Linked DNA regions of Homo sapiens: region 2 is linked to region 1. Evidence: chromatin loops called from intact Hi-C (ENCODE). Cell type or tissue: MCF 10A. All regions are shown on one strand. Links, peaks and the distances in the headings refer to the core of each region. The heading gives the core; the rest is flanking DNA.

Region 1 (16,590 bases), core at 3,979-11,978:
ATTTCATCACTGCACTCCAGCCTGGGCGACAGAGCACAGCCCTATCTCAAAAAACAAACAAACAAAAAAACACAAAAACCCCAAAAAGCAAACAAAAAAAAGTCTTTCAGAAGAGGAAACCTCAAAGTATGAGCTTATTCTATAGGACTTACTTGTCTTTCTTTAGTAAAGTGGCCATGATCACATTCATTCTAAAGAGGACAGTGGATACCATACAAACCAATGTTGGCCAGGCACGGTGGCTCACACCTGTAATCTTAGCACTTTGGGAGGCCAAGCGGGGATAGATCACCTGAGATCAGGAGTTTGAGACCACGCTGGCCAACGTGGCGAAACCCCATCTCCACTGCACTCCAGCCTGGATGACAGAGTGAGATTCCGTCTCAAAAAAACACACAAAAAACCACAACCCTCCCACCCCCAATATTAACTACTCTTAGATTCTGAAACAAAGCCCAACTTATTAAATAGATGATTAGCTTCAATGGCCAATCTTTGCTTGACTCTCAGTTTAGAGGTTTCTTAGTGGCAGAATGCATTCCCTGGAGCCTATTACCTACAGAAAGTTCAGACAGGTTTTTCCAGTTACATTACTAAGTCAACACAAACAAAAACTGTGCCACCATCATTCTCACAGTCCCCAATCTCAGCAGCCTTCTATTCATACAGGGTGGCCAGCCTTCCATTGACAAAATCCATAATCTGAAGGTAGGGCATTGACAAAGGCCAACAAATATGGCTCATCTGTCCATTTCCAGTTCAAACGCCCAGTTACCCCTCAAAATCAGATGCCAGAAATACATTCTGTTTTCCTCACAGGTCATGATTCTGATTATAGTTAATCCTTGTTATACGCAGGGGACTGGTTCCAGGACCATCTGCATATAACTAAACCTGTGCATACTCCACTCCACAGTCAGCCCCGCAGAAGAAACTCACATGTAAGAGCCAACTCCCCCAGGCCCAGAGGGGGGTTTCACATCCTGGGAATGCTGTGTTTGGTTGAAAAAGAGCTCTATGTAAGTGGACCTGTGCAATTCAAACCTACATTGTTCAAGGCTCAACTGTACTAACTTCTCTACTTAAATGTTGGTAAAGCAGGAAAGGTAAATAAATAGATGCCAGATAAAATACCAGAACTCCAATGTTTCCCCACTTCTTCCCTGGTATCAAAAATTAATGGTGATACAATTTCTGTAATATTTCAAATGTCCCTCCTGCCACCTCAATCCCAGGAAAACTATCATTACAAATATTCTATGATTTTTCACTAATTCGTATGTCACCTTACCAAATAGTCTAAATTTCTAACATTTTACATTAGTTTTGGGATTGGGAGCTGAAGATAAAAAAGGACTGGCTTGACAGAACGAGAATGATTTTTCTAATCACATCTAAATACACATTTTGCTATACCCTTTGAGGCAGGCCAATGGTAACTGGCTGAAGAACTAGGGATGTGCCTTCCTTAAGGCTAAGATAGTAAGGTACGTAATAACCAAGACACCTACTGCTAGAGCTCAGGCAATTGTCACAGTTACTCACTAAAGAAGCTAAGAAGCTACTATGACCCCCAAACCCAAAATCATGTGATTTAAATTCAGTACTTAGAAATCAAGATTTTGATGAAATTACAAGAAAGAAAGATCTCTAGGAAAAAACTTCAGCTTCAGGGACAAATGTACCAGCTTGTCCCCAACGTGGGCCGAAAGGTTTAAAGAACCCTTAAAACACCTCTATCACAATGTGTCTAAAGAGAGTGCAGTGGTAAGAATACTCTTTATTTCATTTTTATGTCCATCTTCTCTTTTACAAAACAATTTACACTGAAGGAAGCCCTGCACTGGGGCAGAAACCCGTTAGGTGTAGTTAATCAGTTACAGAACTGGCAATCAGTGGCATAACCCTTCCAGGAGGCAGGTGCAATAGGTGTGTGAAGGAGGCAGCATGATGGAATTCACATTTCACAGTCCTGCTGCCTAGAGATTCCTTTGTTTGGTCCACCTTGAATAAATCAGCATAAAGATGACTGCACCTAGCAGAATCTGGCAATTATTTTTCTTGTTATAATGAAGACCGTTTTCTATTGCAAGATACAATTATTGCTAATACTAAAGTATCCATGATCTCTACATACATGCTAACTGGTTGTGAAGACACATGGACCCCAAACAGATCAGATTAGGTGTGAGAGAGAAGCTTCCTGAAATGAAAAGTATTCCACCAATAATTTACAAAGGGGATAATTCCCACAGGCAGGATAAAAACATTCTTTGACTATCTCTTGGCTCTTTGGGAAGATTAAATAAAGCTCTGCATGCAAACTACTCAGTGAAGTGCCAAGTACAAAAGCAGCTCCCAACAACTGTTAGATCCCACACGGAAGCAGTGACATCATAAATGTTAACTTACTGTTTTCCGAGCATCATATACTTTAAGCCAAAAGGTTCCAGGGCGGCCCCTTCCAGGAAAGGATTTCAAACTTTAAAAAAGTATTTCAGAGGTGCCGTGCCAGTCAGAAGTAACTGGTAATTTCTTAAATTTTGTACCCTACGTCCGCTTCAGCCCTTCCAAACCATGTTTACCTTGTGGAGACTGTCCACTCACCCAGACACCAGCTGCATGTGCTTCCCCTGGAACACAGAGAGGTTTTTGTCTGGAAGCAACATGTGGTATCAATTTATCTTTCTCAGCAACGACAACAAGAAATCTGCTCACTTTAAAAATAAAAAGCGAGTTGTGTAATTTAACTCTTAAAAGCCCCTGCTTTTTTTTTTTCTTTAAAGACAACCCCCTCCTCTCTCTTTTTTTTTTTGAGGTGGGGTGGGGTGGGGTGGGAGGAGGACTGTCTGGAGCAGCAAAATGAGTTATGGTTAACTCCAAAGCCAGGCCCACTACTTCCCACCAGGCCGACTGCAGGCGTCTCCTGGTCCTTACAAGGAATTTCAGGGGAAAGCACTGGAAAGGACTGTCTTTCAATACAGTGCTCACCCACTTTGTGTACAGGACCAGCATTTCAAGTGGGTCTCACTGCTTGACTTGTGGGTACTGACAATTCAGAATGAGGTTGCCAAATGCCTGAATTCTAACATACGCGTCTGCTGAACCACAGATGACAAAGGTTTTTTGAACAGCCCAATGGAACCCCAATTCACAGGGAGACCCAGAGGTCTGCGTGCCACAGGAGAGCACTGCAAACAGCTAGCTTCAGGAGCAGGCCCGGGTGGGCGCCTTCGGTGTATAATGACAGGATCTTTCAAAGGCAATTCTCTGGAAGAGGCCCTCAATTTCCCTTCAGTAGTAGTTCTTCACCCCGCCTATTAGAATCACCTGGGGAGACTTTAAACACTCACATCCCAGTCTCAGAGGTTTTGATTCAATAGATGGGGTAAGGCCTGGATATAGGTACATTTTTACAGCTCCCCAGATTATTCTAATGTGCAATTAGGGCCAAGAACCAATGGTCTTTCCTCCTTATATTTCCATTGACTGAGGATCTGATTCCAATCTAATGATTCCCAGTCTCCTTAGATCTGGTAACATAGCACAGTAACTTCCTTTAAGTCCAAGTTTCCATCATTGAGAAGATAAAGGTGAGAACTGGGATGAGAGATTAAAGCTGTGATTTTATGTGCAGAATAAGAGCTAGGGTAATTTTATTTTATTTTAGGTAACTGAGGTCCAGATCTGCTTTTCTTTTGAAAATCATGAGGTGAGGGGAAAGATCCTTGACCTTACCCTGCCTTGGGGACAGTCACCTCATTCTGCTCTGTGATGCTTCTCCACCCAGCATGCACAGGCATGGACAGAAAGAAGGCATGTGGACTTTCACAAAACTAGGAATTGATATAGCCAAAGAAGGAAGGAATGGAACACTAACTGATCCTTGTAATTTCCTTAGATATTGCTAGAATCTAGTTTTTAGCTGCCTACTCCCTTCTGCTAGATTTTATCTACTTTGGGACTAAGATGTTGTTCAAAAGCAGGTGCAGAAAGTATGACAGCATAAAAATGTATCTGAGATCAGAGAGAGTTATTACGTCATATATAATACCAGCTATAATGGCCAAAACCAATTTTCAGATTGAGAAGAAAACATAAACTTTCATGTAAAAGATTGCACAAACAACCTGATATGTAAATCTAGCTCCACTCTACTCTTGCCTAAAGCTTAAAAGTTTAAACCATTAAGGGACTTAAAAAAAAAAAAAAAGACGATGCTCTAAAGTAAACATTGTTGGGAACTTGGCTGAATAATTAAATTTCCAGTTAGAAACAAGATTTCCCGTTAAACTGCTGACGATAACCCTCTACCCACAGAGATGGCCTTTGGAAACTAACATTTAAGTTTTCAAGCAGCAAGCAAGCGACAGGTTCTGGTCCCTCATAAAAAGAATAAAATCATCATCTGGTCATCAGAATAATGAATCAATTTTCTATCCAAACAAAATGAGACATATGAGGCTTTCCCAAGGGGAGAAAGGGCTGGGTACACAATTTATCCTGCCCTCAACTGAAAAAGAAATCCTAGATAGGAAGAAAGTTCTCTTAAATAGCATGAAAAAGATGACTACCACTATACTCCACACACGGTTCTGTTGGGTTTTCTAGGGTGGATTTTATTTTCATATTAATTATTATTATTTTTTCTTTTAGTAATCTTCTTTTCAAGCTCTTCCACAGCTGTTTGTGCTCTTGGAGGGCAAGAGAGAACATTCCATTCCTCACAGCCAAACCTGCACTTCCGGCACACAGAGAACCCTGGCAGTCTTGCAACCTCTGCCCACACCCACTCCCTGCAGCATCCTGCCCCTCCCCACAAACTCTCCTATTTCTAGCCCCAGGTCCCTCTCCCCATAGACTGAGGAAGAAGCATCTAAAGGCGTGCAGTCAGCGAGATGACAGTCCCAGAAAGTAGGTTAAAGCTGCAGCATTTGGATGCCCCTGTTGTCTTTCTCCAAGCTTCTCCTGTGATGTTATTGAATCTGTTTCCCCTTCCCACAAGGTGCTCAGCAAACACATGCTACTGAAATTCTCTTTTAAGACCATGCTCAAATTAGCCACACAAAATGGTTGCCTCAAAGAGTTAACAGGCATGAAGTTATAAAAGCCATGAAGTGGAACAGAAATAGTTTTATTATTAATATTCACTTAGCTTAAACAAAATAAGGCTGCACCTTTTTCCAGTTTGAAAACTTACTGTGTGTGGAAATCGAATAAAAGGGCATAGGAAACATGCATCCAGAACTCAGGAGCACATCCAAGAATTTAGCATCACTTTCATGACATATGACAAGCAACCAGGGCAGGAAGCTCAGTAAAAATAGCAATAGCTGGGGAACATGGAGAGGGCCAGGAAACCCTCTTTCTATGAAACAGGCAGCCCCAACTTCACAGTCGCAGACCCTGAGGACCAAAGAGGCACAGTGCCACACCTGAATCCAATCAGCTCCTAAGTGTCAACAGAGCAGAGACAGACTCACACCACCTGGCCTTGAGGTGTAACCCACCACCCAGAAAGAGAACATTAGTACCAATGTCTGGATTAGCACACTAATAGCAAAGATAAAATGCAGGGTGCAGTCTGGCTCTTTAAACCAGATACCATGTTTTACTATAGCTTTAGCACCCGGCAGAGGGCCTGGTACATAGTAGGGGGTCAAAAAATTGTATCTGTTTAACCATTGAATTAATGGGAAGGGGGCAGGAGCCACAAAATAGACCTGAATTATACTTTAACATGAGATGTGATAAAACATTGAGACCAAAGAATGTCCTACATGAGTGAAGATGGAAGTAAGCTTCCACTGCAAAATGTGAAGTAGCATCTAGGTTGTTCTCAGGTTGAAAAGTCTCATCACTGGTATTAACTTCAATTAAACAGCCCAATTTCCAAAAACCTGAAAATATATACCAACAAGTAGGCTTTAAGGTCTCTAGAATAAGAGATGGAAAGAAGGGCAAACTGATAGGGTGTGTGCTACTCGGTGGAGCAAGGCCTTAGCAGGCATTTCAGGTCCATCCAGGGTGAAGAGCCGGCTCTCCACCTGTCATGGGATGCCATGGGGCCCCCATTACTTGGTAATTCAGTTGGCTCAGAGTCCCAGGCACACTCAAAACCACAAATAACACATTCTGGTTCTAAAGTCTCCTCTACACAAGCACCTAGGTAACAAGAGAAATCCCAAATCAAGTCTACTTCACCTACAATCTGAAGGAAATTCATGTATGTGGTGCCTACCAGGGCCAATGCTCTGTGCTTGACAAATTTGATCTCATTTTATTTTCTAAACAAGCCTGTCAGGAGGAAACTGAGGTGCAGAAAGGTTAAGCAATTTGTCTAGTGGGTGGTGGTGCTAGAAATCAAGCCTGAGGCTAACTTCAAAAGTGAAGCTCTCACCACTGCACTGTGTATTTCCTTCTGAAGTCACCAAACTGACCAAGGAGGGAGGCACCACTAACAAGTGACCAAGGAATAAGAAGCTTTAAAGACTACAAAATCTGTGTGATTCAATTAAATGTTCAGCATGTGGTCCCTAGGCTTATGAAAGGGATGGAAAATGTGGAAAAATGATAAGCCATGAAGCAAGCCTTGTTGGAGCCACATCTGCCCATCTGCTAACACTAATTTTTTAGAAATGACACCTTTTCTCAGACAGACCTCAAAGGGACACTACTATCATGTCCTAACCTGAACTGGGATCACTATTTTGGGGAATGCCCAAATATTACTATAGCCATAAACTGAACTTCTACATATCCAGGCTTTCCTTGGTGGCACGTCTGGAGGCTTCTGTGTTCTGGGAGAATTAGCCTGTGACTACGTCAAGCCAATATCACCTGGCTGTCCCTGGCAGGCCTATTCAGGCCCTAAAACAGCTGGCACCACGTTACGGATCCTCAAGCCAGAAACATCAAGCAAATGTCTGCTAGTGCCTGGCCCTTGCTATTATGAGGCTTAATCTGAAACAGGGACTCAGCTCTATACTATTTAAAACATGTAATTAGTTTATTATTGAGCCAGAAAAGATGAGCTTGCTCTAAAACTATGTGAATCTTAAAATATGATGCCTTTTGCCTGCCAACTGACGACGTGATCAGGATACTTCTGTTTAACCTCAATCAAAAACTCTGGTAGAAAACTGCTTTAAGGTTACATATGCCTACTATTTTATTATTTGTCTTCTGGCATCAAAACCTGCAGAAACAAATCACTGACAATGCAAGCACATTACAGGGATGGATGTGGAGGTGCTGAGTGGGTGAGTTAAACAGCTTGAGAGTTTGACATCTGAAATCCAGGAAAACTGCTTTTCTGTTCTTAGTTTACAATCCCTTCCTTCACATGAAATTTACTGGCTTTAGCGTCACACATACAAACACAACTGCTTCTAGCTCTTCAGATGTTATGGCTCAGAAAAACCGTTCCTTTTTGTCTTGTTATTTCAAGAGCAACTGATTTCTTTTTGGTAGCTCTGAAATATATGCCAGTGTGTGGGCACAGTCACACAGCTACGCACAGGCCCACACCCTGGAAAGATTGGAAGGAGTGGAGACACATTTTTCAGCTAGGAAAGGAAAAAGTTTGGGTTAGCATTTATAAAACAGACAAGTGTGCATGCATTTGGAAGCAGGCTATCTTCCAAGTGTCAATGTTAATTATCCTAATAGTCACTGTAAATCAAGGTGTTACCAGTGAAAGAAGCAGAGAAAGTAAATGCTACACACCAGAATACCCCATGTTGGCTACTGCAAACAAAACAATTGATGTATATTTTCTGTACGGAAATAAAGAGTACGATGCAGTCAATTCTGTAAAATGACTTGGGCTAATAGTATCTTCTGTCCCCTCCACACCTCACTGAAATTCAGCTCTAATGAGGAGCCTCCCGAGGGACTGCCTTCTTTAACCTATACCTCATCTGCATATTCAGTATTTCACCATAGTGGTTTTGCAAGATTTTTTTTTCTTGTTCAAAACCACAGGATGCAAAAGCGGCTGATGACCAATATAATGGTATTATGAAATGCTGACCAAGTCAACTATTTATTCCACGACACTCCTGGGTGCTAATTACACACACAGATGAGCATCAGAAAGCTCAAAAGTTCACAAAAAAAGATCAAATAAAGAAAGGACATTTCCAGTAACTAAAGAACTAGGCACTGATTGCATTTTTCTGAAAAAACATTCACTGAGCCACTCAGATACCCCTGTATTCTAACTTAAAATCTAGGGTGTTCCCAAATGTGTAAGTTAATTATTAGCACTACCCCTAAACTATGATGAATGAAGCAGACTGAATGCACATGAGATAAAATCATAGTTTTTCTAAAGGCCATAACAGAAATGCAGTATTTTATTGTAGCAGGCTCTAATCTACTTCATGTACATGCTAGGTAAACTTGAAAGCACTTAAGAAACTGGAAATACAAGCATCAGTAGTGTAATATCTATCACCCAAAGGGCAGGAGAAATAGTATTAACTGGCAAGGACAGTCATGCAAGAGACTATAAAAGCTGAACACACAGTAGAAATAGAAAATTCCTATAACTGGGTGCCTCAGGGGCTAAAAGAACGTAGGAAACAGTTCTTTTAGACCCTGCTTGTGGCTGGAGGAGACAGAAGAGTCTAAGAGGGAGGGGTCAGAATACGGTGGAGAGTTGGAGGGTGAGCCCACTCCTCAACCAGCACGTGTCCCTGTGCTCCAGGGCTCACTGGTCCCACCATATTAGCAGTCAGTGACTCTAAGGGCATTCCTGAGGATGCAGGACCCCTGACCTTATAACTACCTCCTTGGTTAAGTCTGAGTTGGCAGGGTCAGCCCTTGGATTATCTCCCCAAACTTTCTGGAACTCTTTAACTTGGTCCTCCTGAAATTTCCAGCCCTTTCCCTTTAGTCAGGTTTTTCATTTGCTAATGGGAACGATGTGTGGGCTCATAATACGATCAGGTACTAGGTCTTTCCCTAAGGATTAACAAATCATTAAATATATGGGGGCCATTGAGAGTAATCCCTTCACATCAAGACAAGGGAGGACAAATATGAAGAAACAGATGTTTCTGAGCCATTTTCAGGTTCAAAGTAACACACAACAAACGTCAAGTAACACACAACTCTCTGAGGCATTATGTGGAATGTTAGCTGTTTCTCTAGACACAAGCTCATCAGATCCTTTCAAACAGCTATAAACTAAGGAGTTTTCTGAAGAAAGACAGCTGAGTCCTGATATTAATTTGTGGATAGAAAGGGAAGTAGGGGCCAGGCACAGGGCTCACACCTGTAATCCCAGCACTTTAGGAGGCAGAGGCAGACAAACGGCTTGAGCCTGGGAAGTGGAGGTTGCCATGAGCCAAGATCATGTCACTGCATTCCAGCTTGGGCAACACAGTGAGACCCCCATCTCAAAAAAAAAAAAAAAAAAAAAAAAAAGCTGAGGGTGGTGGTGAACTAGGGATATCAGCTACTTATAAGATTAACAAATCTCCATTTGGAGAACAATTTGCCAGGGGTTTCTTGTGTTACTGAATGTCTTTGCTTTGTCAAGCAAAGTACTGACGGGTCTTTGTTCTAGACTATCTTTCAAGGTAGGACTATCTTTCATCTGCACAGTGAGCAGCCTTGAAAGGTAGTCATAGTGTCTCCCTCCAGAGCAAAGGGCAGACATACTTACTGCCTATTACAAATGATTTAAGATCCCTAAGCTCAAGGTTCCTGCACAACCCACTACATGTGCAGCCATCAACCTGGGCCTATCTATGTCACCCCTGTGGGATTCGGGGGCAAGGAAGAACCAATGCAAAATAGACTACTGCTCATGCTGGCTGCTGTGCCATGAGAGAATAACAGATCCCTTTGCCTCTGACCCAAGAGTTTGGCGTCTGGTAGGGGCAAATCTGAGACACTTGTAGTCCTTTTTTTTTTTTTTTTTTTTTTTTTAAGAGATAGGTTCCCACTCTGTTACCCAGGCTGGAACGCACTGGAGTGCAGTGGTATAACCACAGTTCACTGCAGCCTTGAGCTCCTGGGCTCAAGTGATCCTCCTACCTCAGCTTCCTGAGAAGCTGGAAACACAGGTGTGCGCCCCTACACTTCACTAATTTTTTATTTTTTTTTGTAGAGATGGGGTCTCACTATGTTTTCCAGGCTGGTCTCAAACTCCAGGCCTCAAGCGAACCTCCTACCTCAGCCTTCCAAAGTGCTGGGATTACAGGTGTGAGCCACTGTGCCTGGCCACTTTGCCATTCTTGACAGTCCACTGCTTTAGCTTGTGAACTGATTATTTCCTTAACCATGAAAGATAAAATTGGGCAATGATCATCTCTAGCCATCTTTCTTCTCTTCTCCTATGTAAAATAAGAAGGAATACAAGATAATAGGATGAGAAACAAAAAGCAAGAGAGGCAGACATACATGGCTCCAGCACTCTGAATGCTCTGACCTGGCTCTGCCAACGACCCTTAAGGCTTTACGACAATAAACCATTAATCAAAGGGAGCAGGGGTGAGAAGACCCCCAGAGAGTCATTTTCAGTGTTTCATCTACATTAGTCACCATCTTTTTCAGCTGTTACTCAATGTTGCGGTTTGCTTGTGGGAAATAGAGCTAAGTGAGCAGCAGGTTTAGGTTTATTTCTTTTTACCTTCCTCTTCCACCAATACAAGAACAGACACCTTATGTCCATTCCTACTCCCATCTCCCTGACAACTGGGCTGCCTCATCTCAAGGCAGTCCTAACAGTACTGAGTTTCTGCAGGGTCCAGACAGATTCCATTATGGAGTCCTGGGCCAGGAAACATTTCTCCTCAGTTCTTCGACTTGTCTATGGACTGCCCTCAATTTTACCTTGGCAGAGGTGCTTCCAGGTCTCTCCCCTCGCCACAGTGACTTTGCTGTTGTAAAGTGTCGTGAATGTAGACACCTAGGATTCCCTCCTCTTTCCACTTAGCTCTCCCACATAAATTTTCTTCTTTCTTCTGACAGTATTTAGTAGCTTTAGATCTCTGTGAAGGAAAATGGACTAGGCATTGCCTGTGAACCAACAGCAAACACATACGATGACATTTATAGACTCTCTCCAAGTTTCCAAAAAAAGAGTTAATTTTCTAGCTTATTAATGATGAGCCAGGAGGCTTTATCATGAAATACAGAATTTTATGACATCTCATTTGCCACAGTTTTGTAAAGAGGAAATTGGTATTTTCTTTTCCCTCCCCTTTCCTCTTGGATAACCTATTTCAATTTTGGCAAAAGGAGGGGGTATATTCACTATGGTGTTCACGGACATCTACATGTCTAGTACCTCTGAAATGATACTGGATTGTTGCCACATGGTCAAATAATGTGCTCTTTGATAATTATCAATTAGAATGCTATAAAATGGGCCAGTAGTTCCACTCTGCTCATACTGTGTGGTGTTTTGGCCACCAAACACAGGCCTTCTTTGGTTTCTCCCTACATCAATCAGAAAATTCTGTTAATTTGCTGTGATGCTATTTGTGGACATGCATGGAAAAGAATGCAGGCATCCAGGAGTAAATTAGGGTCAACTCACTCCACTTAGGCAGCAGGACACCAGCACAGCACTCCAGCTACAATAAACATTATGCAGGGACCCCAGTTTGGGCTGAGTGGCAAGGCCTGCAGAAATAAGGAACTATTAGCAACAACTTGCAAGTAATCAATTTTTAATGCTTCCAGTCTAGGGTAGCTGCCAAAGAATTTGGCCAAAGCCATCATTTTAAAAACACCAATTTAAGCTACAGTGAGGTATTCTTACTATAGTAAACAGGTTTTAGTTTGTCTGTCTAAATTCATATATGAGGTTTAAAAACAGAAAAAAGTAAGGTTTAAAATTTAAATACTACTTGGACATTTTAAAACTCCCGTGGTTTTTCTGTCCTTTTACCTGATAGCTCTCTTTTGTGCAGTACTACGCTTAGTGATGATTATTACAATTGTTATTGGGGGGAAGGTACATAAGATATGGAGAAGTCACATCAGATCATAAGAAGGAAAGTGGGAAGAGTTAGATAGCAAAAGAGATACATCTCTTTCTTTTATGTTGGAGATGCCTGGCATGTGGAAGACTCAACACATTTTCTCGAAAGCATAAATGAATTCTCCCTTTATTTTCTCTTCTGAACTAAACCATGCTGAGTAAGGTTAGCATCTGCAATAAAATGCAGGAGGAAAGAAGCAGACATTCTTCCAGCACTAAAGAAGTACACATTCTCTTTTCCCAGGTTTCCCATCTCCAAGAAAACCTACCTTTAGCAATCGAAGTCACAGGAATAAACTATCAAACTTAAATAAACTAGGTTATCTGCCTTAAACTTCAGAAGCATTTAGAAGTTTAAAATCTGAATAGAAAATTAAGTTCTATTAGAAGTTATACTCATGCTTCAAAAAGACAACACAATTCAAATACAGCAGTAGAGGACATTTTGTTTTTAATTAAGATTTGGGAAAAAAAAATTTGGATTGGTTGGTGAAAGTGTTAAAGTGGGTGCAAAGTTTTTGAAGGACTGTTTATCACTATCTGTTGATACTGCACACAACCTTTGACTTAGTAGAACAGACTACTCCATTCTTCTCTTATTCATTACTCACACAATGCCAATTTTTAGCTGGGCCCAGACAAAAAGACTACATTCCTCAGCCTTCTTCGAAGTTAGATGTGGCTATGTGACTTAGCTTTGAAAATAGAATGACATGGAAGTGGAAGAGTTCCATGCAAGACTATTTAAAGGCAGCTACTCAGGTGAGAGATGAGTCTCTTCATTCGTGCTGTTTTTCCTCCTTTTGGCCTCCATTCGGATGGACCATGAGGAGACCCTGAGGATGAAAGCCACTTGCTGAGATGAGAGGGCAGAGAATAAGAGGAGTCTGAGCATCAATCACTTCTTACAGTGGCCACACAAGCCCTAGACTTCTTTTACATGAGAATAATTCACTATTAAATTTGTTTTCCATTAGCCAAACCTAATCCTACCTGATAACTCAACAATTCTATTTTTAGGAATTAATTTTACTGACATGCCCTCCTGCATGTTATCTCTGTGTGTATACACACACTCTCTCTCAACTTTAGTATAAATTAGATTTTTTAAAAATTATAAAATTCCAAGCATTAATAATGGTAATTAGAGGTTTCTGTTCATGTTAAGATAATGCAATAGAAACACCTAACAAGAAAGACTTTTATGTGCCTATATTCTATACCTACCCTGATGTATGTGTCATCAGGCACTTTAAAAGTGCTTTTCAGTGAATGACTTGTATGTGTGCTGGGTTCTATCATCTTCTAATGTTGCCGACTGGCAGGGCTAACAGTAATCCTCCTGGCCCTGAAGTTTTAGAAGTTCTCATGTGGAGGCCATTAAGGATAGGGACTTAATACATTTATAGCTAAGAGGCTATATTATGATGAGGCTATTGACACTTCTTGTTTTGGGTCAACCTGGATTTCAAGAAAAAAAAAAAAAAAGCAATTCTGGGGATTCAAGACAAAAAAAATGAATCATGGGAAAGAAGGCTCGAAGAGAGGCTTACATATGGTCTTACCATTTACTGGGAATTAATTCAATGGTAACAGAATATATAGGGTTATTTCTACCAATCATGGGAATTTTGTCTGGGCCAATGCCTTAGCAACAATTTTCACAAAACTATCAGAAAATAACATCAACAGCCAGTGAGCACAGATTATCCACAACATACCAGGATATTGTAACTTGGTTAAGTTTATGCTTTTCTAACTTTGGAGTAACACGAAATGAACAGAAAGTAAGGCAGTCTCCACTCAAGCCCAGAGCATCAAATCTAAAAAATAAAAGTTATTTTTATTAACATTTAATATCATATAACATCAGGGCCAGAGTGGTGGTGGAAGAACTGGAGAGGCCGCAGGTTCAGTCATTCAAATTGGTATTTGCTGAGGTCCTTCCATGCACCAGGCATACAAATGTGAGTGAACAGACAGACATGGTCCCTGGTCTCATTCATAGATTTTATAATTTTGTGGAGTGAGAGGGAGGTAAGGGACAGACATTAATTAAAGCAAACAAATACATACATAATTACAAATTGTGAAAAGTGCTCTGAAGGAAAACAACAGGATACCATAAGAGAAAATAACAAGGTCAGCTGGGTGTACCTAAGACAGACTGGAAAGTCAGGAAAGACTTAAGACCTGCAGGAGGAGCAACTAAGTAATGAAAGCCACTGGGATGGGTTTACCTAGAGAGGATGGAGCGGATGGGTGTACCTAGAGAGGAAATGGAGAAGAGAAAACCTGAGAGTTTCTCATGGGAGTCATGCAACATGAGGGCAGGTAGAGAACAGGGATCAGACAAAAGAAAGAACAGAAGCCACCAGACAGGAGGGGAGTGTGGCGATCGTGCCCAGGAGAGTTTAGTGCTTCAAGGAGAAAGGAGTCACCACTGAAAGATCCAGAAAGAGAGGAGAACAGAGTGTCCATGAGCTTTGGCAACAAGAGGTTATCACTAGTTGCCTTGGCAACAGCAGTATCAAAGGAGTGGTAGGGACAGAAGCCAGGAAAGATGCCAGCAAGGGATCACTACTAATAATAAAAACGCTAACATTTATTAAGTGCATATGAGGTACTAAACACTGTTCTAAGTGTTTCATACGTACTATCTCTGTAAGTCTTCACAACAATGAGGACAATATGGTCCCCATTTTACAGATGAGAAAACTGAAGCTTGCAGAAACCTGCCCAAGACCACATGGATGAGAACTCAAAGGTTTGCACCAGGGCCTAAGCATGATGCAGTGAGGGCCGCAGTGAGGGCCTCAGAGAGGGAGAGGGAACAGGATCTGGAGCCTATAGCCAGGCACTGGCATTGTCCTGACCCTCAAGCCACATGATGGCCTTTTCCAGTGAGGGACATAAAATGGGGCAAAACAATCCTACAGGCTCTACGACTACACTGGGTAACAACGGCCACAGGAACAGTCCTTCCATCTTGCAAAAATACTTACTATCTTGGGGATGGTACATTCTAGAATACAGATTTTGATAAGTTCCCACTTGCTTCTCCACTATTCATTAATGAACCATGAAAATCATTCCATCCTAAAGATGATCTGAGGGGCAAACACAGCTGAACTCTGCACTAAGGTCAGATCTTCACTCCTCTTGAACTTTCTGCAGTTCAGCTCTGGACGATAGCACTGTTAATTAGTGGGCAACACTGCTATAGCTGGGGCAAGGACAAGGTGAAGCAAAACACACCAATCATTCTTGCTATCTGTACTCTCCTCTTACATTCTGGTCAAAAAGGAAAAGTTGACCAAAAGAGAAGAAATTGTTGGGTTGCCACTGAACAGCCCTCTCATTCCATAACCAGGAACACAAACAAACAAAAATCAAAAACAAAATAGAAGAGCAGTTGTTGATTTCTGAGTGTTGCTCATCTTGTTTTCAAAACCTAGCAATCCCATTAACTTCACATTCACTTTGGAACACTTCTTAGGTACTTGAAGGAGTGAGCACTCCTCTCTGACGTGACCTCAAGGTTCAAAACAAGCAACATTAAGTAACCTAAGGTACTTGACTAGTCCCCTCATCCTCATTCCCCAGGTCCTTTCCTGTCCCTTCTGCCTCCAGCCAGTTTTAATTTGCACTAAAGTCTGAAAAGGTCAAACTGGGCATGGGCAAAGAACTGATTGTTTACACAGTAAAATTACAAGAATGAACTAAAAATGAAAATTACAAGAATGAACTAAAAATGAAATCACCCTCTGTAGAACAGCACTATTCAAAAACTGGAGGTACCAAAAGGTGGGGAAATGAAAGTTTAGAAGTCTATTTACATTTTATGATTTAGTCTCTTTGGATTTGGAAGTAAAGAGTAACCCATAGAAATTCTTTAGCTAAGAAGCTTAAATGTACTTATCTGATCATGTGAAATACACATTATGTTCTGGATTCTTGCAAATGTGCTCAATCTGTATGCAAACACCAGAAACAAGCTGCAGCAACAAAAGCTGAAGTTACATTAGTTGACAATGAATTAGCTTTACGGAACCACTAACTGGACTTTATGGAACCACTAACTGGACAGGGATCAGACTATCCTACCTGTGACTCTCCCAGCAACTGTCCAAAACAATGCAAGTTAAGAGTTAAAATGATAGTCTCAGTGATAGTATTAAAGTAATTTAGAGGGCACCTACTGCCATACACACATCATTCTGATTTTTCAAAATCTCCTGTCGTTTGCTAGCCTTGAATTGGATGAGAGCTGCCGAACTTTTTTTATTTTCAGTCTTTACCTTTTCCTTGAGTATCAAAGTATTACATGCTTATTCTAAACATCTGGCAAGTGTGGAGAAGCAGAAAAAACATACGTAATTGACCTTCTAAACTACAACCTTTGTAGATTTTGCTACTTATTTTCTGTAGTTTCTTGTTTATATGGATATTATCCTGCATATTATCCTGATCCACGCCACTCCCCCAATTTAATGTTATGCTATCAGCAGTCCCCCTTGCCAAAAACTCTCTTAAGTATACTTCTTATAATTTCAGGACGGGCATGGTGGCTCAGACCTGTAACA
Region 2 (16,590 bases), core at 2,952-10,951, 86 kb before region 1:
CTTCCCTTGCTTCCCTTGCTTTCTGCCCTCCCTGCCGCCCTCCCTCTCTCCCTCTCTCTCTCTTTCTTTTTTTGACAGTCTTGCTTTGGCTCAGGCTGGAGTTTTTGTGCCCCAGTCTCAGCTCACTGCAACCTCCATCTCCTGGGTTCAAGCAATTCTCCCGCCTCAGCCTTCTGAGTAGCTGGAATTACAAGCATGCGCCACCATGCCCAGCTAATTTTTGTATTTTTAGTAGAGATTGGGTTTTGCTACGTTGGCCAGGCTGGTCTTGACCGCCTGACCTCAGGTGATCCGCCCATCTCGGTCTCCCAAACTGCTGGGATTACAGGCGTGAGCCACGGCGCCCAGCCTACACCACACTTTAATGTCAAATAAATGAAGGGAGAAGTGCCAAATAACTTCTACAATAGGTTCAGATTTTGAACTTTTCCCTTTTGGCAACGTCATCTCAGTTGTTTGAAACAAAGCAGTGACCTCTACCAGCGATTTCTGGCTCCTCTTGTGACTTCAAAACAGACCCTAGCCTTGTATCCGTCTGTTCTCTCCCTTGCCACCACTGCCAGCAAGCAGCAATCAACAGAACTTGGTTGGGCCTTTTCAGATTTTACTTAGTGAGAGTAAATGTGGCCTCCTCCCCTTCACCCTACCCCACTGGAGTTTTTCCTCAGTGGCCAGGCTGCAAATCTTGCCCCCAGTCCCTTTGTTCCACCGACCTGAGGTTGCCTGAGCAAAGCCGATACTTCACCAGAGACTAATTTTAGGTGTTTTACTACGACCACTAACCAACTAACCAGCATCACAAATGGGATCAGTTTGCTAATTAGAAGCCCTTGGCTTCTAGAGCCCTAGGCTGCAATCATCCCCCCATGGCCTCAGGAAATGGGAAAGAGGTGCCACAGACCCTGGATGAGGGCGAGGGGACCATTTGTTGGACCCCATTCAAGGCTCCTTCAAAGACTGGAAAGAGAAAGGCTGCACCAAAGTGCAGCTTCAAGAGCGGGCTGGAGGCTGGAAACCTGAAACACCACTCATATAGTATGTCTTGGGGCCGGGCGCGGTGGCTCACGCCCGTAATCCCAGCACTTTGGGAGGCCACGGCGGGCGGATCACGAAGTCAGGAGATCGAGACCATCCTGGCTAACACGGTGAAACCCTGTGTCTACTAAAAATACAAAAAAATTAGCTGGGCATGGTGGCAGGTGCCTGTAGTCCCAGCTACTCGGGAGGCTGAGGCAGGAGAATGGCGTGAACCCGGGAGGCGGAGCTTGCAGTGAGCCGAGATCGCGCCACTGCACTCCAGCCTGGGTGACAGAGGGAGACTCCGTCTCAAAAAAAAAAAAAAAAAAAAAAAAAAAAAAAAAAAGATCGCGCCACTGTACTCCAGCCTGGGCGACAGAGCGAAAGAGCGAGACTCTGTCTCAAAAAAAAAAAAAAAGAAAGAAAGAAATAGTATGTCTTGGATTTAAAATATTTAAACTTAGTATTTCTTGGATTTAGAACATTTAAACATAACCAACAAGCATGTATTACTATGTGCTAAGCACCGGGTTCAATTTAGAGACTCGATAATGTGTGTATGTGTGCATCTCCTAGCGGGCACTGAGTGTTGTTTCTGCCTGGCACCACAGTAGATTATGTCCTCTCCCTTCCCTGAAGTTAGGATCTTGCAAACTGCAGGTGCCTGAGTCACCTTTGGAATCCCACAACCCCAATACACACAGACACATACTCAAGTGCTGGAATATGGGTCTCACACATAGATGTCATTCAGATGTTTGTAGAACTCTTAATTATATGCCAGCCCCAAAGAGAGACTTAGATAAATGAATTCTAGCCCCTACACTCCAGAAGGCTGTATAATAATGGTGGACATGAAGAGAAGAGCTAACATTTAGGTAATAGGACCTACAACCTAAGCAAAGGAGGAAGTAAACAAATGCACAGTCATGCAATGGGTTTGGCAAAACTTTGCTTCGATGGGCAGGGCAAAACTGCTCACAGGACCCTAGACTGAGGGCAAGGACTTCTTTTACATACTTCCTCCCCTTCTGGCAAAGTGGAAGAGAAAGGAGAATCCGCCTCTTAGCCTGCAGCAGAAGTAGATGCACTTGGACACTAGCTCTTTCCTCTCTCCTGCCCCATCTCTGTGGCTCTGGCAACAGGGACATCCACCCTCATAGTTCTGCTTAGAAACATGGAAAAGTCAGGACACTGGAGTGTCCTGGGGACAGGTACACTGGGAAGAATATGACAGGAGGAGATTGACTTTCAGGGACAGTTCAGAGGTAAAACTGCAAGTTTTCAGAACTTGCCCAACATTACACACACATACGCACACATACAATCTATCCATCCATCTATTGCCCTTTCCACTTTGATTTTAGAAGTAAAAATTTAAAAAACAAACAAACAGAGGCCAGAGTATTGTGGACTGGAAGAGGGCTTCCTGTTTGAATACAAACCGTCAACCCAGGATCACCGTTCTCTCCTCACACTCCCTGGAACATATCCCCCCTCCCCTCCTCAATGTTCAAAAGACCCTGGTTTCATGGAAAATAAAGTACACATTACATACGATAATGCCATCTAATTTGAGTTTTTGAGTAAGTACAGTCAGTCCAACACTCCTCGCCCCTACTCGACTCCCCCACCCAAGACTTTCTAATTTTAGAGCTAAGAGCAGAGAACTTGACACTGGGTATGTTTCCATTTACCATGAAAGGCATGTTTCTCCACAAACAACTGGAGGGCAGGCTTGGAAAACAGGTTTAAAGACCAGACTTGTAGAACTTTGGCACGGCAATTCTCTGGAAATGTCTACTATCCCATCGAGAGGCAGGAAGTATTGAGAATGAATGTGCGTTCTGGCTTCTTTCAAACAAAATGATTTAATTTTAAGAGTCTCAATTCATAAAATAGCCCAGCTAATCTTCCAAGGAAAATGGGCATATTTTGTTTTTCTTCATTCTTCAAAGAGTATTTGGGCCGTGAAAAGAATTTGTACTGAATTTCCTTAGAAGACTTAATTTGGCAATGTGCCTTATGAGGGAATATAGAATGGTTACAAAAAGAAAAAGTTTAATGGGAATATAAATGTTTTATGGTTTAGAAATTAGAACCAGTTTAACTTCTATGATAGCCACAAATAAAACACACACACACACACACACACACACACACACCAGTTTCTTCCAGTTCCTTCAGCAAGCTATAGTCCATTTCTATAAGCGTGTAGATTTATAGATTTAGGAGCTACTTCTGCAGAAGGAAAAGCAAAGTCTTCATTTGTGAAGCTGACATTTTTGGGGGTTGTTTGTTTGGTTGGTTTGTTTTTGTTTTGTTTTTGAGATGGAGTCTCGCACTGTCACACAGGCTGGAGTGCAGTGGTGTGATCTCCACTCACTGCAACTTCCGCCTCCTGGGTTCAAGCGATTCTCCGGCCTCAGCCTCCCAAGTAGCTGGGATTACAGGCGTCCACCACCATGCTCAGCTAATTTTTTGTATTTTTAGTAGAGATGGGGTTTCACTATGTTGGCCAGGCTGGTCCTGAACTCCTGACCTCATGATCCGCCTGCCTCGGCCTCCCAAAGTGCTGGAATTACAGGCGTGCACCACTGCGCCTGGCCTAAAGCTGACATTTTCAAACCTACATGTAGGTCCTCTTTGCCCAAACTATAGGTCAGGTCCTTTTATTGCCACATATACAACCAAGTTATCAATATTTCCCTTGAATCATCATCTTATAACAGGAAAAGCCAGAAAGCATTCTCGATGTTTTAAAAAAATCACACAGGACTCCCACCTGTTCATTCTCCCCATGGCCTCCCTCTCACCTGCCCACCCCTCTCTCACCTGTCCTCTAGGTGCACCTCATGTCTCCTGGTACCCAGACACCAGGCACTTGACCTGCTTTTCTTTCCATTCTAATGCTGCTACCCCCAACAAAGAGCATTTTTTTTCCCCTCATGACCTGTTCTTGGGCTAGGCACAATCTCCCCAACTCCACATTCCTCAAAACAAGCAAATGAGCAATTGGTTTCCCTGGAATTCAAAAGACTTACTGCCAATTCCTTTGTGAAAATCAATGGCGGGTGCCAAAAATAACAAGTACGAGGAAGCTAGGAAAGTTCGAGGAATCTCCCCAAGGTCTCCAAGGTATACCCTAGATTGGACCCTGATGTTTTCTTTCTTATGTGACCTCAAGTAGCTTCTCCCAGTTGGTGTTGGATTTTGGGCCAACGTGTAGAGACTGGAGGCCATATTACATCTGATGTGGGTTCTGTGCTGGAAAAATTGATCTCTGAATTCTTGGCTATTGTCTAAGGTACACAGACCTATGATGCCAGGCACTGCTGCTCCTCCAGCCTGTGCCTGCTGCAGACGTGGCTGAACAATCACAGATCTGTCTCCTGGAGCCTGGATGCTGCCCCAGCATCCTTCTCAGCAAGGTGCTGTCAGTAGCCATGAACAGCTCTTTGGATTCGGCAGGTGAGACGGACTTGTCATTCCTGTTCTCCCTGTCCCGTATCCTACGGTCTGAGTGAGATACATGCATCAGCCAGTGGCAAAGGCTGTATCCAGCTTCCAGCAAACACTGGCTGCTTTGCCTCTGGCTTCAGGAAGGATCAGCCAACAGATAGGCATTTGGCCAACTTGCCCCAACTCCCTACCAGGTGCGTCAGGACTGAGGCTTTTTGTTTGTTTTTAGCAAAATTTAACCTCTACCCAATTAGTGCATACAAATTAGGCAGGGGCTAACTACTTCCCTATGAGGAATTTGAGACATTTGGTCTCAGCATGGAAAAGTGAGTTTACCTGATGCAGATGGAACAGTTTATTCAAGTTAACAGGGAAGGTAGATGTGCCCACTTTCTATGGAATCCTCTTCAGAAGACTTGGTGGACTTGGCGAGTCAGGCTCCTAGCAGATATGAAGTGGTGGAGGAAGTGACTGAGGTGGTGAGTTTCCTTCACGCTCACGCCCTGTGCTGTGGCCAGTTTATGGGGCACTTGGAAGAAGTTAAAGCAGAGTGCGCACATCCCGTTTATTTTCATGCAGGCAAAGGGCTGGGCTGTCAAAACCTGGAGAGATACACTAAGCAGCGTCCTCAGACCCAGGTCTTGTCAGAATTTATTCTGACGTGGCTCACAAAGCTGTGATACAGGAGTGAAGATGCAATTACTTAGGCAGATAGTGAGGGTATGGAAGTCCTTGGTAAGGTTTTCCTTTTAATGAAAAGCAGCCCCAAATCATTTTCCTTTCCAGCAAAGAGCAGCCTATAAAATCGAGCTGCAGACATACATGCAGGCAGTTGTGCCAGCCATGTTCAAAATGGCGGCTCCATCGTCCCTTCTTTGCCAGCCACCTGTACAGTAAGGAGCAGAGAAGATGGCACCAGCTAAGGGGAAAGTTGATTTGCCTTATAAGATTAGGGTGGGGCGGCCATCCTTCCCTGCGCGCTATGTAAACATCGTACCTGATCGAACCAATCTGTGAGCCCTATATAAATTAGATACCACCTCCTCAAGCCTGACTATGAAATCCGGCACATCCATGGCCAACTGGCTCTTCTCTGGTTCTTTTTCCTCTCGGAAGCCCTCTCTTTCTAACTAGAGAGAGCTGTTTTCCTTTCTCTTTCTCTTTCTTTTGCCTATTAAACCTCCTTTCCTAAACTCCTCATGTGTGTCCGTGTGTCTGTGTCCTAAATTTTCTTGGTGCCAGACTGGGAACCTCGGGTATTTACCCCAGACAACTTAGAGGCTTCAGTTGTACCTTCTTGCTGTGATACAAATTGTCTGAATGTATCGAATTGAGGCTGCTGGGGAGAGGAGAGCCTTTCTAACGTGAACACAGAAGTGTGGGTGTCCAGATTCACATGGGCATGAGGTTTGAAAATGAACCTGAGACAGCCTTTCTGTCCCATTCCTGAACTGCCCTGGGTGCCACAGAGTCCCAGATTTGAAACACTGCAGAGCCATTTGGAGAAAATGAAGTCACAATTTAAGAAGGAGTCACAGATGAAGCAATATGAATCATGCATAAGTTTCTCTAGCTGCCTCTGGAGTTTGAGTGTGGGGGCGTGGCTGTGTTATCAAGCATCTGTCCCATGAGGGTGACTCAGTTTCAGTGGATTGACCACCTAGAAGACACGGTACTTCCGGAATTGGAGATACGTTTCAGAATCAGTACTGAATTGTCTGCTATGAGCCAGACTCCATGCCTCACTCATCACAAATCGGCTGGAATGAAGTTAAGTCATCTCCAGTAAACCTACATCCAAAAACGAGGCATGTTTTTGATTTACTTAAATCCAATAATTGAGGATAGTTCCGACTTCTAAATATCAATAATTTTCTTTTGTTTTTCTTCTTCTTTTTTTTTTTTTTTTTTGAGACAGAGTTTTTTGCTCTTGTTGCCCAGGCTGGAGTGCAATGGCGCGATCTCAGCTCACCGCAACCTCTGCCTCCCGGGTTCAAGCAATTCTCCTGCCTCAGCCTCCAGAGTAGCTGGAATTACAGGCAAGTGCCACAACAGCAGCTAATTTTTGTATTTTTAGTAGAGTCGGGGTTTCTCCATGTTGGTCAGGCTGGTCTCGAATTCCCGACCTCAGGTGATCCACCTGCCTCGGCCTCCCAAAGTGCTGGGATTACAGGTGTGAGCCACCGCGCCCGGCCCAATATCAATAATTTTCTTGGCCCGACCACAACTGATTATAAACTAATTCTAGGCCAGTAAACTGTATACTATGATCTGAAAAGAATTATTTGGACTGCTTTTGTGTTACGGATACACATCTACATGCCTGAATAGTGAAACCTTTGCCATAGAAAATGCCATGCATGTCTTGCCACTGAGCTTAAAAAAAATTAATAAATAAAAAACAAAAATATCATGCAGCAGCATGCACAGATAAGGATTTCTGATAGAATGGCTCACAGATGAAAAAGAAACACTCCTCTCTTAGACCCTTGCCTGGCCCTAACCTCTCTGGAGTCTACATATTCCTGAGGTTAACGTATTTCTTTCTAACTTACCTTTCTTTTAATTTCCAGTCAAATAATTTTTATTTAAATTCAATACGTCCTCAGGCTCAGGGTCCTGATTCCAGTGGAAAAAGTCCCTCTGGGTTCCCTGCCATTTGCCAAGCTGGAATGATTGACACATCCTATGAGTAACAGAGGGCCCAGCCTTTCCTGTTTCAGATCCTGAACCCCTTCTCTGCCCCGCTCAAGTTTTCTGCAATGACTCACTCCACTTCTCTCAGCACTCCCGGCCCCCACCCCTCTCCCTGCAAGTGATCTTTTGGAATTACCATCATAATGGGTAAAAAGAGAAGGAAAAAAAAATAGAACTTCTCTACTCCCAAGGAGAGTATTCTGAGAATTTTTTTTTTTTTTTTGAGACAGAGTCTCGCTTTGTCACCCAGGCTGGAGTGCAGTGGCGCGATCTCGGCTCACTGCAAGCTCCACCTCCTGGATTCATGCCATTCTCCTGCCTCAGCCTCCCCGAGTAGCTGGGACTACAGGCGCCCACCACCACGCCCGACTAATTTTTTTTTTTTTTGTATTTTTAGTAAAGAAGGGGTTTCACCATATTAGCCAGGATGGTCTCGATCTCCTGACCTCGTGATCCACCCGCCTCGGCCTCCCAAAGTGCTGGGATTACAGGCGTGAGCCACGGCACCGGGCCGAGAATATTCCTAACAGGAATATCTCAGCTTTCCTTCTGAATCCTCCCAGGGACTGGAACTCTCCAGTAGCTCTCTTTTTTTGTCCCCTGCCACCATGCCCTCTGTTCCCAGGCATTTGACTCCTGACCTGCTTCTCCCACCCAGACGGGGTTCTCTGGCTTTTCTCTGTGTGTCACTCTCTCTGCCAAATGGGCCTCAAGCCTCCAGAAAATCTGGCCCCTTTTCCATCCTTGTATATAAGAGGAAGAATGGGGAAAAGAGAGAACTTATTGAAAAAGAATCCGAGAGTACATTCCTCGATCTTTGTCCAGGTGATGCATTAAGAAGGTCACATCCACCGTGTCTGGTTTCACTTCCTTATCTCTCCAAGAGGGGTGGGACCAGAAGACTTCCAGGGCCCGCCCAGGTTTAGCAAGATTAGAATCGACCCTCCCTTGGCATGCCCTGGAAATTGGCCTCCGTGGAGCCGAACCCTCCTGCCAATGGGGACTGAGAGGCTGGTAATGCCTTGAGGATGGGGTAGGAGGAGCAGTGAGATAGAAGAGCAGAGTTACAGAATTGGTGGGGGAGACAGACAGCACTTGGAAAAAGGACAGATGAAACAATAAGGGCAAATGTGTCTGGAGCTTCCCAGTGTAGACAGGCTCCTGCTTGATCTCCTTTAAAAGCGGGAAGCACTCTGAGCACAGTTCCCATTTTACAGACAGTAAAAATGAGGCTCAGAAGCTAAATAAGCTGTCTAAAGTCACATGACTTGGAAATGCTAGAGCAGAGCCTACAGTCTGCCTTTATTTTTATTTTGTAATTTTTTTTCTTTTTTTCTTTAAGAGACAGAGTCTTGCTCTGTTACCCAAGCTGGAATGCAGTGGAGTGATCATAGCTCACTGCATCCTCCATCCTCCCACTCCTGGGCTCAAGTGATCCTCCTGTTTCAGCCTCCAGAGTAGCTGGGACTACAAGCTTGTACAACATCACCCATACAGACTGCCTTTAAATCCAATGCCCTTTCCACTGCACCAGGATGACTAAGTTCCTCCTGACTACCTGGCTGTAAAACTCCTGATACTGGTTGCCCTGGGGCAATGGTGTGACCAGGTCCCCATGACCCTTACCCTGCCACACTACCATTCAGGCCACAGAATGCTTTGTGGGGACATCTCTCTCTCTTCCTTTTTTTTTTTATACCGTTTTACTTTAATTTACTATTATGTTCTTTAGTTCCATTTATCAAAACTTTTCATCATATTCTTATAACTCAATTTCACTTTTGTAAGAGAAGTCACGGCAGCACTTGGGGGTTGGGGAAGGAGAGGCATCACGTACGGTGGGATTTGCCTTCTGCATCCCGGGGTATCCCAAGGTGATACCTTGGGATTTATTAGGATCTCAAGCCAGGGCAACATAGATACAGCAGCATTTCTGAAACTTAAGAAGTATGGCTGTCTGTTTAAAAAAACAAACAACAAAACCCCTCAAACCTCTTAGTATGGATTTAAATTATTTTCGCCATGTTTGTTTCTTGAATATGTCCAAATTAAATATAAGCTAGATATGACATTTAATAAAAACTCCTTAATCCTATGGCTCTCAGGTAAGTGTCTGGTTTTGCTGAAACTAAATTGCCAACACTGAATTAAGTGGTCAAGTTAGCATGAGTCTGCATCTGTTTCTGCACTGGACTTTAATAATGCCATTAGCAGAGGATGCCTTTGCACCCAGGTACATTGTGGAAGTTAGTAACTGCAGGGCTATTTTTCCTTCAGGGATGTCGTACTCATACTTAACCAAAGCTCTGCTAGGAGCAATCCTTGAGAGCCAGCTCTGGCTCCAGCCTTTGGAGACCTCTGCCTTTTCCACTTGAAGACAGAATTTGGGTCCTGTTGGCCAATTCTCGCTGCAAACTGTTAGATGAAAGTAAAGTAAAACGGGTCTGTGTGCGACACGTCTGCATACACGTGAATGAGGCCTTTGAGTCTGGCAGGCTTCCCTGCCACGTGCTCTCACTTCACTGGGGTAATGCCTTTGCATACACAAATGCAGCCATGTGCCCTGAAGAGCAGGCAGCATTCAGGTCTCCATAGCCACCTGGGTGATCTAGTAGAGGCTCATATAATTTTTTTGAATCATCTTTGCAGTAATCTCAGTACTGCCCAGACCTGTTGAGAAATAATGGTATAGAAGAGTCCTATCTTGGGTCAAAGTCCTTCGCCTGCTTTTTGATAACTCCATCACTCAACCACAAGTCATCTAATGTCCCTGCACTTCAATTTCTTTGTCTAAAAAATGGAAACAATAATGCTTGCTATTCTAATTTTATTGGATTGCTACAATGCAATAGTTCCCAAAATGTAGTTCCCAGGCCAGCATTACCAGCATCACCTGGAACTTGTTGAAAAGGCAAATTCTCAGGCCCTTCCAAACCTGCAGAATCAGAAACTCTGGGTGAGGCCCAGTAATCTGTGATTGCACAAGTCTCCAGGTGATTCCGATGCCCTCTAAAGTTTGAGAAGCACTGCTATAAAACAATGGGATAATGAATGCAAACAGTGTCTACAAACTGTAATGCCTACATCATCACTTTGAGAGCCACTGCTCTACGCAAGTGTTGGTTACTATCTTGTCACCCAGGTTTCCATTAAAATGCAAATACCCCCAGGGTGGGTGACACCTTAAGCTTTAACAGGTGTTGGTTATTCTCAACAAGCATAGCAGGTGGTTAGCTAAAAATAAACCCTTTCTAGAATAGAAAATTAGGAAGGTTAAGAGTTTCTGTAGGGTGAACAAGGGACAGAGAGAGAAAAAGGAAAGGAGCATGGAGTCACACAGACTTGCATTCATGTTCTAGTTCTGTGTTTACTAGCTACATGACCTTAAGCAAGTTACTTACAGGACATCGTAACCCTATGATGATGACCTCCATAGAGTTATTGGGAGGATTAAGTGGCACAACACGTGCAAAGCACGTAGTGCAACCCATGGTTCATATAGGTATTCAATAAGTGATGCCTATCATTAGCAGCAGGGTGTCCAGACTGCTTAAGACTACCACCTGGGACTCATCCTCACTCCCACGCCACTCACCATCCCTCCAGCCACCCTATCTATTATTATTATCATTATCACCATCAACATCATTGCCTCTTCTGCCAGAGCTTCCTGACCTTAGGCTTAAAACTGCCACCCTAAGATTAACCACTGAGGAAGGAAAGGGGAAAATTCCCAGAATGGCACAGCTGCCTCAAGGTACAGGCTGGCTCATGCTCTGGTCCCCAGAGGTGTCACTGGAGTGTGCCACATTTTGACACCTGAGAGATGGTAGGCAACCAGAGGGACAGGTTCTTCCTCTCCATCCATTCTTGGACTGAAAACCCCCAGAGGGTGGGCCCAAGGGAAGTGCTGGAGCAGAGAAGCCTCTGGAAGGCAGAGAGAGGAGGCACGTAGGGCCAGGACCAAGCCCTCACAGAGGTACAACAGGGCAACCCCTGCAGGGGCAAGGAGGGTAGCCTTTCCTCTAGGGACAGGTGACATGGGTAGAATGGAAACCTGGGCTCCAGTGAGAAGCTCCATTTCATTAGAATCGCATGCTCTAGAAGAGGGGGTGAGGCCAGAAGTCTTTCCTGAGAGGAGAAGCAGGTTCCACAGTGTAGACCTTTGGGGGCTGATCTGGAGGCCTCCCTGAGTACTGCTGCCTGCCTGCTAACTTCCTGGATCTGGAGGTGTGGCAGGCACGGCCTTAGGTGCGCAGAGTGGACAGGTGGATCCAGCCCCAGGCCCGCCCAGATGTTATCTCTCGGGTGGCTCCAGGTCCCTTTCTGTCCAGGGCAAGGCCTCTGAGATGGGTCATGCAGGCTTGGCCTTTCTTCCCTCAATGACTCAGGGCCGGCTGGCCAAGAGTCACCCTCAGCTACCCTCCCACTAATGAGAGGAGGCCGGATTCCTTTGGATTTAGTAAGGTCACTCCTTGAGGGTTGCCTTTTGTTACCCATCCACAGTGGGAATGCTTCCTTAATGAGCAGAGAGCCACACCCTTTCCCAGCGTCGGGGGTGGGGGTGGGGGGGGAGGGTAGGGTAGCCTTTTCAGGTGGCACATGAACAGGGCTGATTTCACAATGGCCAGCCCACAGGTGAGGCACCTAGGGCAGGCCTGCTTCGTCAGTCCTCCCCAGCTCTCCTATCCAGGTGGCTACTCCTCCAGACCCCACCTGCCCCAACAGCTGGAGGGCGAAGCTGCTGCAGGCATGGGAGGCAGAGGAATGGTGGAGGAGCTGGGGTGCTGGGCGTGCAGTAGTGCTTGACTGGAAACCGGACGAAGCTGCAGATGGGAGAGGCACTGCTTGAACACTCCTGCCGCATCCATCACTCCGGGCACCTCCTGCAGTGCACACGGTCTCACTTTGATTTTAATCCCACCAATAGCAGGAAGGAGGTATGAGCCTCATCTGCAGCTCAGGATGATTAGGGGACAAGTCTGGGGTCATGTGCTGGTAAGGGAAAGAATGTGGACTCAATCTCACGTGGCCTGGCTCCAAAACCCGTCCATTTGCTAATTTAGTTTAAACCACCGGTTTTTTAACTTAAAAATTTTGTTTCTGAACGTTGAAAATGAATATAAAATTCAATGTGCTTCTCTGTACTCTCTTAGCAACTTCCTGTGAATCTATAATTATTTCAAAATAAAAAGTTTAAAACAATCCTATGTGGAGCCTGAATGTATAAAATGTATCACTGAGATGCTGTGAGAGTCCAGGGCAGTGGTTTCTTTCTGGGGTGGTGTTGAAAGGCAGCAGTGAGGGGTGGCCCTGTTTCTGGATCTGGGCTGGTTCTGCAGATGTGTTCTGTTTGTAAAAGTTCATCGAGCTGTGCATTTGTGATTGGTGCACTTTTCTGTATAAATGTAAAACTTTAAAAGTTGAAAATATATCAAAATGGAGATGCTCTAGTTGAACAGGAAGAGGGGTTCGATGTGCTCAGCTTCTTCCCCCACACCCCTCCACTTAACCCTCTCAGGACCCCAGGGTTCTGGGAGCACGCTCTGGAGTCTGGGTTCTGATTTCTCTTATATAATACAGGTGGCTGGGTCAGAGGACCTCAGCTCTCCAGTCCCCGCCCCAAGTGTTCTATTGTCATTTCCCATTATTCAGTTACAAACCATAGCCCATTGACGGTGAAAACCACCATTCAAATGTCCAAAAAGAAGAACATTAATCCTGGGTGTGGAGGACCCCACACAGGTCGCTGTGTGTAAAAGAGACAGCAGGCTCTCGGTCTCCCACTTGGGCAGGGCAGCCTTATACTGAAAGAATAAACTTCAAGTGAAGAATTCCCAAAGACAACTCGGCAAGAAAAGGCTTTTATGCCTTGAAAGGAATTGAATCAGACTTATAATCACAGAGAGCTGGAAATCACATCCATTCAGCATGTTCTGCAAATGAAAGGCAACTGACAATGTAAAACAAACAAACAAAACTCACTCGCATTCTCAGTTGACATGTCCTGTTTTCACCTCATTTGGCTTCTTGGAAGATTTCTGGGTTGAATGTGCACTTTGGAGCAGCATGCCTGAGCCAGGTCGTTTTTCCCCTCCTGCTTGGAGGATGTGGCGAACATATTTTCCTTTCATTCGCCGAGTTAGTTTCTGGTGTTACCTGCCCACTACTGTACCTGGAGTCAGCAGTAGCTGCCAACCCATAGCTAAGGGCAGAAGTTAGCCCAGTGTGAGGTTAATTGGACCAAATTAAAGCCATTACGGTTTAACAGGCTCTCTATTGGAGGAATGCTTAAGTGGGCTCCCCCGGGACTTGGGAAATTTGGAAGTGAAGTGGTTTTTGCTATTTGCAGTAGCTGCATCTCCCGTTTTATTTGTCAAACTGCTACTCTGCAGACTGCTGTGGGGTGAAGTTGTTAGACAAAGGAGAATCTTTTCTTTCTTTCTTTCTTTTTTTTTTTTTTTTGAGACGGAGTGTCACTCAGGCTGGAGTGCAATGGCACAATCTCAGCTCACTGCACCCTCTGTCTCCTGGGTTCAAGTGATTCTCCTGCCTCAGCCTCCCGAGTACCTGGGATTACAGGTGCGCACCATCACACCTTGCTAATTTTTGTATTTGTTTATTAGTAGAGACAGTGTTTTGCCATATTGACCAGGCTGGTCTCGAACTTCTGACCTCAGGTGATCCACCCGTCTTGGTCTCCCAAAATGCTGGGATTACAGGCTCAAGCCACCACGCTCGGCCAGGAGAATCTTTTATATGATCCTGTTTCCAGAAGAGGCTATCCTCTGAGGAGTTTAGGAAATGATAGAGTGAATCAGACTAATAACCCCACTGAGGAGATGAGGCGAAAGAGGAATAAGGCATGCAAGGGTCAGGGTCTCCTGCTTGGTGACATAGCTTTTCTGGGAGGATCTTTTCAGTTCAATGCTACCCTACCTAATCCCAAGGAAAGCAGAGTTTTAGTTCACTGAATTTTCAGGCTGAGTAGAAAATTCCTTTTTGATACAGCACTTGTTGCTGGAGAGCCACGTACTCTGTGATGTCCTCTCAGGACCCTTTCCACCCTGGGGCTCCTCCTCTGCTGAAGCAGGGCTGGCAGTTTCCAATTGATCAAAGTATAAGTAGCCAACGGCAGCTCACAACTCTCATGACAAATGCCAACCCCATCTTAGATAACATTCACCAGAGGGTTGCATCGGGTTAGGAAGGTGATAGTGTGGTGGTCCCTCTGTGCTTTCAGGACACTGGGCTTGTGGGGTACAATCTAGGGTGGCTTTTTTTTTTCTGAGATGGAGTCTCACTCTATTGCCAGGCTGGAGTGCAATGGTGCAATCTCGGCTCACTGCAACCTCCACCTCCCGGGTTCAAGCAATTCTCCTGCCTGAGCCTCCTGAATAGCTGGGACTACAGATGCCCGCCACCACGCCCAGCTAATTTTTGTATTTTTAGTAGAGACAGGGTTTCACCATGTTGGCCAGGATGGTCTCGATCTCTTGACCTTGTGATTAGGGTGGCTTTTTAAAAAAGTAACTCTGACAGAATCCTTCCAGAAAACAGAACAGCATGGTAAAGCCTCTGGGCACTGTGTCAGCTGAAAAGAATGGGGATGTGTAGCCTAGGGAAGAGAGAAACTCTCTGGGAGGGAGGCAAGGATGTGGCCCCTGGGGGAAGAGCTATGACCCCAGGTGGCATCTCCAATGGGAGATGGTTCAATTCCCAGCTCCTACATAGGGTTTTCCTATGTCCTAGTCAGTAATTTAAACACAATCCCTACTGTAAACTCATTGGATGCTCACAACCACCTTATGACGGTACTGTGATTATCATCCTCATTTTACAGATGTAGAAACCAGCACACAGAAGTTAAATACCTTCCCAAAGTAACAATGCTATTAATGAGAGAGTTGGAATTTGGACCCGGCTTTCTTACTAGCCCGGAGTTTCTCAACCTCAGTACTATTGACATTGGAGGCTGGAGAATTCTTTGTTGTAGGGGGACCCTGTCCTCCCTCTCCTTGCATTATAGGATGTTCAGTGGCATCCCTGGCTTCCACCCACCAGATGCCAGTAGTACTCCCCTGTTGTGACAGTCGGATGTCTCCAGACGTTGCCAATGCTCCCTGGAGGGCAGAATCGCCTTTAGTTAAGAAGCACTAAGTGCCTCCCGAGATGGGCCAGCCTGTCTCCTGTAGGAGCAGGAACGCCTGCTGCTGCCTTCCTAGTGCAGGGGCCACTGAGGCCCCCTACACTCTCAACACTTTCTGACGTGCCTCCTAACTGAATGGGGGAGGGGAGATTTTACCGGACCCTCCTTCTGCCTAGAGACGTTCTGGCCCCTAGAGATTGTTTGATTTTTAACATTTCCAACATTTCCTAATGTTATTGTCATTTGCCTCTCTGTCCCCAAATTAAAGGCCAAAGAATCATTCTGATTTTGTGGGGCAAAACCTGAGGGAAAGCCTAAAGTTTACCTAGCACTTTACATATTTATTCAGTTTAATCCTCACAGTCATCGTACTGAGGGAGATATCCCCATTGTAAAGATGAGAAAACTGAGGCTTAGAAAGCTTAGTTAGTTGCCCAAGGTCATAGCTATAAGTAATGGAGCCAAGGTTTGCAGCCAGATCTGTCCACACCAAAATCGGTATGCTTTTATGAGGGGCGAGGATTAGGGCAGACACTCAGAGCTGAGCTCAGAAACACGATGCTCACAGTGACACACCAAGACAAGAAGAGCCTGAGCTGGAGAAGCAGGGATAGGGGACAAGAGGTGTGAGACAGCTTAGGGTCACAGCACGTGACAAGGGAGGCCAGGGTTGAGGAGTGCATTTGGGGGCCGTGTATGCAGGCCACTCCCTTGTGCCCCTGAGGCCCTGCCTTCCCTCCCCTGGGCTGCCATCCCCTTCTGCCTCCAAGTCCCCCTCCAGCTCCCAGAGCAATCTAGTAAAACCACAAATCCGACCACAACCCTCGCTGCTCTAAATCCTCCATCGCTGCCCTTCTCTCAGACCAAACGCCCAAATCGTGCAAGGCCAGACTCACCCAGCCCTCTGGGCTCCCTGGCCGTGTGCTCGCCTGTCCCTGTACACACTCCTCCTCCTTGCAATCCTTGGAACCCCACACTCCTTCTCTAAGCACAGCTCTGTGTGTCAAATCAAGACTTTGAACGGGATATTTGTGAGTATATAAGTCTCACAGCCTTTCTTTATTGTTTAAGCTCCAGGTGGCCAAGTCATCTCCTCCCATCATCTATCCCTTGTGGGACCGACATGGTGCCTGTCACATTGTAGGACTCAATAGATATTTGCTGAATATATATTTAACAAGCTTGTAATTTATGTTGTCATCTAAGTCACAGTTGAAAATGCCAAGCAGAAGTAGGCCAAAGCGGAAGGGTGGCTGCCAGCAGAT

Evidence for each region. Hi-C counts contacts between places; a loop is a spot of excess contacts. Peaks named below come from ENCODE experiments on the same cell type or tissue, not always from the same donor. Only the 100,000 strongest peaks of a DNase experiment are listed, where the experiment ranks them.
Region 2: it touches region 1 in a loop (2.7-fold over the local background); 4 of 110 quality-filtered maps call a loop at or near these places.

What each region holds. Positions count from the first base shown.
Region 1 is chr6:108,642,361-108,658,950 of GRCh38, reverse strand. All of the region lies in intron 1 of FOXO3 (forkhead box O3), which reads right to left. Among named protein-coding and RNA genes, the nearest start is that of FOXO3, 90 kb to the right of the region's middle. RefSeq lists a silencer at 12,431-12,725. In MCF 10A, for the core only: no CTCF peak of the experiment used is centred there; DNase peaks (open chromatin) are centred at 4,790 and 7,990.
Region 2 is chr6:108,727,649-108,744,238 of GRCh38, reverse strand. It overlaps LOC107986629 (a long non-coding RNA gene), which reads right to left and starts at 5,977. Exons shown (of 2, transcript XR_001744280.2): 1 at 4,816-5,977. RefSeq lists enhancers at 7,218-7,887, 10,869-11,660, 11,661-12,453, 12,788-13,715. In MCF 10A, for the core only: no CTCF peak of the experiment used is centred there; DNase peaks (open chromatin) are centred at 4,078, 6,078 and 7,198.